3 separate regions of the Homo sapiens genome follow, and regions 1 and 2 are each linked to region 3. A link is an interaction called in ENCODE POLR2A ChIA-PET data of the cell type or tissue named here. Cell type or tissue: CD4-positive, alpha-beta T cell. All regions are shown on one strand.

What was found. ChIA-PET counts read pairs that join two places held together with the same protein. Peaks named below come from ENCODE experiments on the same cell type or tissue, not always from the same donor. Only the 100,000 strongest peaks of a DNase experiment are listed, where the experiment ranks them.
Region 1: POLR2A ChIA-PET joins it to region 3 with 6 read pairs; 3 of 35 experiments call an interaction of 5 or more read pairs at or near these places.
Region 2: POLR2A ChIA-PET joins it to region 3 with 5 read pairs; 1 of 35 experiments calls an interaction of 5 or more read pairs at or near these places.

What each region holds. Positions count from the first base shown.
Region 1 is chr20:44,761,841-44,764,340 of GRCh38, reverse strand. The region is part of intron 2 of RIMS4 (regulating synaptic membrane exocytosis 4); the gene reads left to right. Among named protein-coding and RNA genes, the nearest start is that of KCNK15-AS1, 17 kb to the right of the region's middle. In CD4-positive, alpha-beta T cell, no CTCF peak of the experiment used is centred here; no DNase peak of the experiment used is centred here.
Region 2 is chr20:45,973,597-45,976,096 of GRCh38, reverse strand. It overlaps the pseudogene FTLP1. Among named protein-coding and RNA genes, the nearest start is that of ZNF335, 2.6 kb to the right of the region's middle. RefSeq lists an enhancer at 278-814. In CD4-positive, alpha-beta T cell, no CTCF peak of the experiment used is centred here; no DNase peak of the experiment used is centred here.
Region 3 is chr20:44,978,481-44,980,980 of GRCh38, reverse strand. STK4 (serine/threonine kinase 4) reads right to left here. Exons shown (of 11, transcript NM_006282.5): 3 at 2,410-2,500. Among named protein-coding and RNA genes, the nearest start is that of STK4, 13 kb to the right of the region's middle. In CD4-positive, alpha-beta T cell, no CTCF peak of the experiment used is centred here; DNase peaks (open chromatin) are centred at 1,510 and 2,390; H3K4me3 peaks cover 1,600 bases; H3K27ac peaks cover 2,500 bases.

The DNA.
Region 1 (2,500 bases), 220 kb after region 3:
TTTGCGTTGCACAGTAATTTTTAGAAATGTATATTTCATGTTACAGCAGAATTGATTGCATTGTAGGCTTGGTGAGTTTGTGGGAGGATGGATGGATGGATGAATGGATGGACGGATGGATGGATGGGTGGATGGATGGATGGATGGATAAATGGATGGATGGATGGATGGATGGATGGATGGATGGATAAATGGATGCATAAATGGATGGATGGATGGATGGATAAATGGATGGACGGATGGATGGGTGGATGGATGGATGGATGGATGGATAAATGGATGGATGGATGGATAAATGGATGGATGGATGGATAAATGGATGGATGGATAAATGGATGGATGGATGAAGTGATAGGTGGATGGATGGATGGATAAATGGATGGATGGATGGATAGGTGAGCATGTAGTGAATGGATGGACAGGGAACCCGTAAACTCCTAAACCTTTGAGAATCACATAACCTATAATCACCACAAGGGCTGTGCAACCTTTTAATTTCTGATGCTGTTGAGACGAGTGATCCATCTGGAAAAGAGAATGGAGTCAAACCCCTGCGTGAGCCAGTTACTTCTTTCACCATCAAGAACACAGAAAATCCAGGGGCCAAACCAAGCTCAGAGGTTAATAATAAAAGACCAATGGGTTTCAGCTCCACAAACAAAAGTAATAGGATTTGAAATGCAGGGAATCTCATTTCACCATTAACACAAAATAAAAGGCCAGCAGAACATGGGTTGTAATCCTGTTACAGGGCTTTGCGCCTGTCCAAGTGGCACACGTCCCTGGAAGGGACCCGCTGCTGCAGTACTCCCCAGAATGGCTTGGGCTTATTCTCAGGCATCCAGATGCTGTACTTACTAACAGGTCTAGAATCTGAAATGCCATGAAAATGCCAAGAATGTGGCAAGGAGGCTCTCCCAGGCCAGGCAGCAGGCCCAGCAGGCCATGGTATCTCACCCTTTGATTCACTCAGCAGGTCCTCTGTGCTAAAGCACCTTGCCTACACTAGCTCTCTGACTCTCCCCAACAACTCGGCAAGGTAATTACTATTTATTCCCATTTTCTACATGAGGAAACTGCAGCTCAGAGAGGTTAAGACACTTGCCACAGGTTGTACAGTACTGGCATCCAGGGTCTGCGTTATGCCAAATCCAGTCTTCACTCCATCCTTTATTTTCCCAGTGTAAGTCCTGCTGTAGGGTTTGGCAGTGAACATCTATTGAGCTCCTGTTGCATACAAGGACTTGTCAAAGTTGTAGCACATATGCAGCACTTAATGCAATAAGCTCTTTTATACCCCTGTGCTCATGGATGCCGTAAGCAGAAATTTTGAAAAACATTTGAAACTGAGACAGCACAGGCACTGGCCAACAAAAAGGCCAGACACTGTCCATGAGGCAGTGTGATTTCATTTGCAGATAAGAACATTGAAATGCAGAGACAATAACAACTTGTCAGAGGTCACACAGCAAGCAGTTGGCTAGTGAGTTGTAGAGGCAGATTTGATTTTGCGGCCTCTGCCTTCTTGTGTACTCCAGGGAAGACCCGCAGTTGGATTTCTGGCCTAGTAGGGCCCAGCCACCACTTTATTCCTCCTTCCTCCAGCCCCCAGGAGGACGTGATAACCTATTCAGGGTTTCTGGGGCGTCAGCCGGGTTCCTTGGCAGCTAGCAAGGCTCCCTGGGATAGGAAATCAGGCAGCCGCCCAGATATTATAAACAATTACCGCTAATTACCAGGCCTGCCAGTTCCCCATTGTCTGCTCACAATCCCACCAGGAACTGAGAAGCAGACAATGATGACGTTGGAGGAAACTTTCAATTTCAGGCTGCAGAGGGCCTCCCTCTGCCTGGGAGGCTGCGCTCCTTCCATGCCTGGAATCCGTGAGACCCCCACCATTTCTCAGGCTTTTGGAGCCCAGACACTCCTTACAAAATGGAGGCTGGCCCCCTAGATGGCTGGGAGGGTAGGGTGGAAAAGAGACCCAGGGGCATGGAGGAAAGGCCATGTCACCAGTGTGAAAGAGGTCAGGGGTCCCCAACCCCAGGGGCCTCCCCCAGGGGTACTGGTCCCTGGCCTCTTAGGAACCAGGCTGCAGAGCAGGTGAGCGGTGGGCGAGCGAGCGTTACCGCCTGAGCTCTGCCTCCTGTCAGATCAGTGATGACATTAGATTCTCATAGGAGCATGAACCCTGCTGTGAACTGTGCATGAGAGGGATCTAGGTTGCAAGCTCCTTGTGAGAATCTAACTAATGCCTGATGATCTGAGGTGGAGCAGTTTCATCCCAAAACCATCCCCCACTCCCTGCCCCAGTCCATGGAAAAATTGTCTTCCACAAAACTGGTCCCTGGTGCTAAAAAGGTTAGGGACCCCTGGTCTAGACCATAGCCTCTGTGCTGTTAATTAAGGGTCTTTGGTTTTGCAAGAATAGTGGGTATACCTTTCAGTCCCCAGACACTTACGTGACTTTATTTTTTCATACTTTCTGTCTATAAAAAAA
Region 2 (2,500 bases), 1.0 Mb before region 3:
TTAGCTCCTTCTTACCAGCCCATGAGCTCCCAGATTCGTCAGAATTATTCCACTGAGGTGGAGGCAGCCGTGAACCACCTGCTCAATTTGCACCTGCAGGCCTCCTCATCTGCCTCTCTCTGGGCTTCTACTTACACTGTGACGATGTGGCTTGGGAGGGCGTGGGTCACTTCTTCCACGAATTGGCCGAGGAGAAGCGCAAGGGTGCCTTAAAGATGCAAAACCAGTATGGCGGCTGCATTCTCTTCCAGGACATCCAGAAACTGGCCCAAATTGAGTTAGATAAGACCCTGGACACGGCTGGACGTGGTGGCTCATGCTTGTAATCCCAGCACTTTGGGAAGCCAAGGCAGGTGGGTCAGTTGAGGTCAGGAGTTCAAGACCAGTCTGGCCAACGTGGTGAAATTGTATCTCTACTAAAAATACAAAAAAAATTAGCCAGGTGTGGTGGCACACGCCTGTAGTCCCAGCTACTAAGGAGGCTGAGGTGGATCGCTTGAACCTGGGAGGCAGATGTTGCAGTGAGCTGAGATCACACCACTGCACTCCAGCCTGGGTGACAAAAAAAAAATAATAATAAATAAATAAATTTTAAAAACCCTGAATGCCACGGAAGCCGCCATGGCCCTGGAGAAAAATCTGAACCAGGCCGCTTTTGGATCTTCAAGCCCTGAGTCCTGCCCGCACAGACCTCCATCTCTGTGACTTCCTAGAGAGTCACTTCTTAGATGAGGAAGTGAAACTCATCAAGATGGGCGACCACTTGACCAACCTTCCCAGGGTGGCTGGCCCCCAGGCTGGCCTGGGTGGGGTTCTCTTGGAAAGGCTCACCCACCCTCAAGCACGACTGGGAGCCTTAAGGGCCCCTCCCAAAGTATCAGGGCTTCTGCCTAAGCCTCTCCCTCCAGCCACTAGGCAGCTTTTTAATTACCCTGGAGCCTTCTTCCAAGCCTTGATCCAAATGGAAATAAAGCTCTGTGGAAGCAAATTAAAAAAAAAAACAAAACATGACTCAGAAAGCACACACACTGCCTGGCATCTTCCCTCCTCTTTCCCTCTTGGCTCTTCTACATTTTTCTCAATGGTCCACTTTAATGTCCTCTGACCCAGAGCCCCTTCACTGCTTCCATAAGTCTCTCTAAGCTGGGGCCATGGAGTTCGAGACCAGCCTGGGCAAAATAGCTAGTCCCCATCTTTATAAACAATTTTTTAAAAGATAAAACAAATTTTAAAGAGAAAACAAAAAAATAAAGCTGAGACCAGAACTAGACTGCACTCTCTGGAGGAACAAACCCTGGATTCACAGGCAGAATACAAGGATTTGCCTGCTTGTCTTTGTGATGGAAGGGTTCTGGTATGTTGTTTCCAAGGAGCCGAGACCTTGGGCTGTTAGCTTTCCCCCTCTGGGCCTTGGGCTCCTCTTCGGTTTCATGATGAGTCTGTTTCATCTGTACCATGACATTCTGCAATCTTGTGATGCTGTGGCAAAGGCCAGGATTAAGGTTGAGTCTTTTTTTTTTCTTTTTAATAGACAGGGTCTCACTCTCTCACCAAAGCCAGAGTGCAGTGGCGCACTCATAGTTCACTGCAGACTCTACCTCCTAGGAGGCTTCAGTCTTAGTGGGGAAGGGAATGAGGGTACTGTGGGGCTACTTCGGAGTACCCCAAACTTGGGAGAGGTGACTTGGTCAGATGTAGGATGCACCCTACTACCCTACTGGCATGAGGGGGCAGATGCTTCTGTAGGGCTGAGGAATGGGGTCCACACGGGAAAACTGCCTGGAGATAGTAAAACCAACATGTCATCATGCCAGTGCTGACCTAGCTCTTCAGAGCTGCTCTGGGGCCTGGTCCTGCTGGTTGCAAGGGATAGGGGATGAGGGTCCTAACCTATCCAGAGGCCTCCTGTTCCATTCCCTCAACCCAAAAGGGAAACCTAGGAAAGAAAACTTTACCTAAGAAAAGGACCAGATGAATCCCCTCATACACAAGTGCACACAAATAACAGCTCAAAGCACCCTTTGTCCTTTTTATTTTTATTTATTTATTTATTTTTTGAAGCGGAGTTTCTCTCTTGTCGCAATGGCACAATCTCGGCAACCTCCGCCTCTGGGCTTCAAGCGATTCTCCTGCCTCAGCCTCTCGAGTAGCTGGGACTACAGGCGCGCGCCACCACACCCAGTGAAATTTTGTATTTTTAGTAGAGACAGTTTCACCATGTTGGCCAGGCTGGTCTCGAACTCCTGACCTCAAGTGATCCACCGGCCTCAGCCTCCCAAAGTGCTGGTTATTACAGGTGTGACCCACCGAGCCCGGACCTTTTCTCCTTATTAATAGGTCTTCTCCTTAGGACTTTTTGTTTGTTTGTTTGAGACAAGAGTTTCCGCTGTTGTTCCCCAGGCTGGAAGGCAATGGCGTGATCTCGGCTCACCGCAACCTCTGCCTCCCGGGTTCAAGCTATTGTCCTGGCTCAGCCTCCTGAATAGCTGGGATTACGGCA
Region 3 (2,500 bases):
GAATGATGATTTCAGCCAGGCGCAGTGGCTCACATCTGTAATCCCAGCACTTTGGGAGGCCGAGGTGGGCGGATCCCGAGGTCAGGAGATCGAGACCATCCTGGCTAACATGGTGAAACCCCGTCTCTACTAAAAATACAAAAAAATTAGCCTGGCGTGGTGGCAGGCCCTGTAGTCCCAACTACTCAGGAGGCTGAGGCAGGAGAATGGCATGAACCCAGGAGCCGGAGCTTGCAGTGAGTCGAGATCGCGCCACTGCACTCCAGCCTGGGCAACAGAGTGAGGAGACTCCGTCTCAAAAAAAAGAAAAAATGATGATTTCTCCAAAGGGAAAAGTGATTTTCTTTTCTTTTCATTTGAATTTTTCTAAGAAGTCATATGTACTTTGTAATAAAAACATACACATACTACAATCTATTATAAAGAAAAAATGTTCAGGATCAAACCTGGAATTTTAGGTCTCAAGCTGGAAGAGAGATACCAAACAAGAAATTCAGAGAAAAATCAAATATCCTATTAAAATAAAATAATGTGCCCTCTGAGAGCTGCCAGCTTTAACTGGCTAGATTGTTATCATGGCCAAATGAAGTTTCCTAACAACTGATGTTAAAACCAAATTGGCTTCATTAACTCAGAACTCTTACAATTTCCTCTTCAAACCTTAGGAAACATGCCAGTGACAAGGACAGCAAAACACACACACACATTAAATATTAATGAAAAAAGTGTCTAAGGTAAATATCAACACATTTACTCTCCCTGTAATACAGTACTGACAGGAGTTAAATACTGTAGGCCATTACTATCAAGTATTTACTACTGGAATATGTTCTCTATAGACTTGCACTGTTGGCTAGATTCTCCTCTACATATATATATACTTAGCCTGTCCAATTAGTCTATAAACTCCCAAAGCACAAGGACTCTGCTCTGTATTTCACTGTATTCCTTACAGTGCTTAGCACAGAGTAGACGCTTGAAAATATCTCTTCTTTAATTAAAGACATTTCCATACTCTGTTTGGAACACAGCTCCCGCACAGTCTATCGAAAGTGACAAAGTCCCAATTTGCCAAATGGAAAGAACTTCCAAAATGTATCTGAAAAAGGAGCAAATGGAAAACTGCCACCTTCATCTGGTCAATCCAATCAAGAAAAATGGGGATTTTATCTAGTAGACAGTAATCACAAAAATAGAAGGGAAAAAAAAAGAAGGGAGAGAAAAAAGAAAGGACTACATTCCCAAGTCTGTGAGACTGAAAGGCTTCTGGACTAATTTTTTGGTAGGTAGCCCCACCTAAACCCTAATGTAGAAGTTTTGCAAACAGCAGGTACTAAGTTGATCTGCTGACCAAAAAGCCTTCAGAAGAATGAATGCAGCTTCAACTGAGAGAATTTCTCACCCATCTTCAGCTCCCTAGAGCTGGCATTGCCCCTAACTTTGTGTTTGTCTCTAATCTAAATAGTGCTGGGGAAGCCTGCTCTATCAGTGACCAACCCATGTTGTCATGGAATTTCAGAGCAAACCACGTGGTTTTCTGTGGTTGTCTTTTGGTCTGACTTCCTGCTTACAACATTTGACAAATCTTAGTTCCTCAAAAATAAATACGTAGGTACTCTCAGCTAGAATAATTTTTTTTAATGTGAAGGAACAAACAGTAGTATATACATAACTACTCTTTTTTTATAGATTTACCTGATATTCTAAGGTTTCTAGAACTAAAAAACATTTGAATTATCTGTTCTTGGCTATCTCTGCAGAAATGTTTTCTCAATAGGAAGTAAAAAAGATCATTATCACACACACAAAAAAAAGCAAGCACCACCTTCTGCCTCTTCTTCCTAGTTTCTAAAAGGGCTCACTGAAGAAAAGAAAAAAGCCAGGTATGGTGGCTCACTCCTGTAATCCCAGTACTTTGGGACTTGGCCGAGGCAGGCAGATCATTTATGGTCAGGAATTTGAGATCAGCCTGACGAATATGGTGAAATTCCATCTCTACTAAAAATACAAAAATATTAGCTGGGCGTAGTGGCACATGCCTGTAGTCCCAGCTACTCGGGAGGCTGAGGCACAAGAATCACTTGAACCTGGGAGGTGGAGGTTGCAATGAGCCGAGATTGCACCACTGCACCCCAGCCTGGGCGACAGAGCGAGACTTTGTCTCAGAAAAAAAAAAAAAGAAAAATTGAAAAAAAAAAACAAAACACCATGCATAAAAATTACGGAGGTTTAGCTACAAAAACAACCATTATCATCATATTTTTTTCTGAAAAGAAAATGCACAGTGATTCCATCGAATTCTCCCTTCTGCAAAATATCTAAGTAAATGTGTCTCTAGGTATCAAACTCTACACAATCATAGCTAATTCAAAACCACATTCTCCCCAAAGGAAGCCCACATGCCTTTACCTGTCACATTGCTGCATTATAGAGATTTCTTTGATTATCTCCTGGAGGTCTGATTCCACAGGAACTTGCTTAATAGCAACAATCTGGCCGG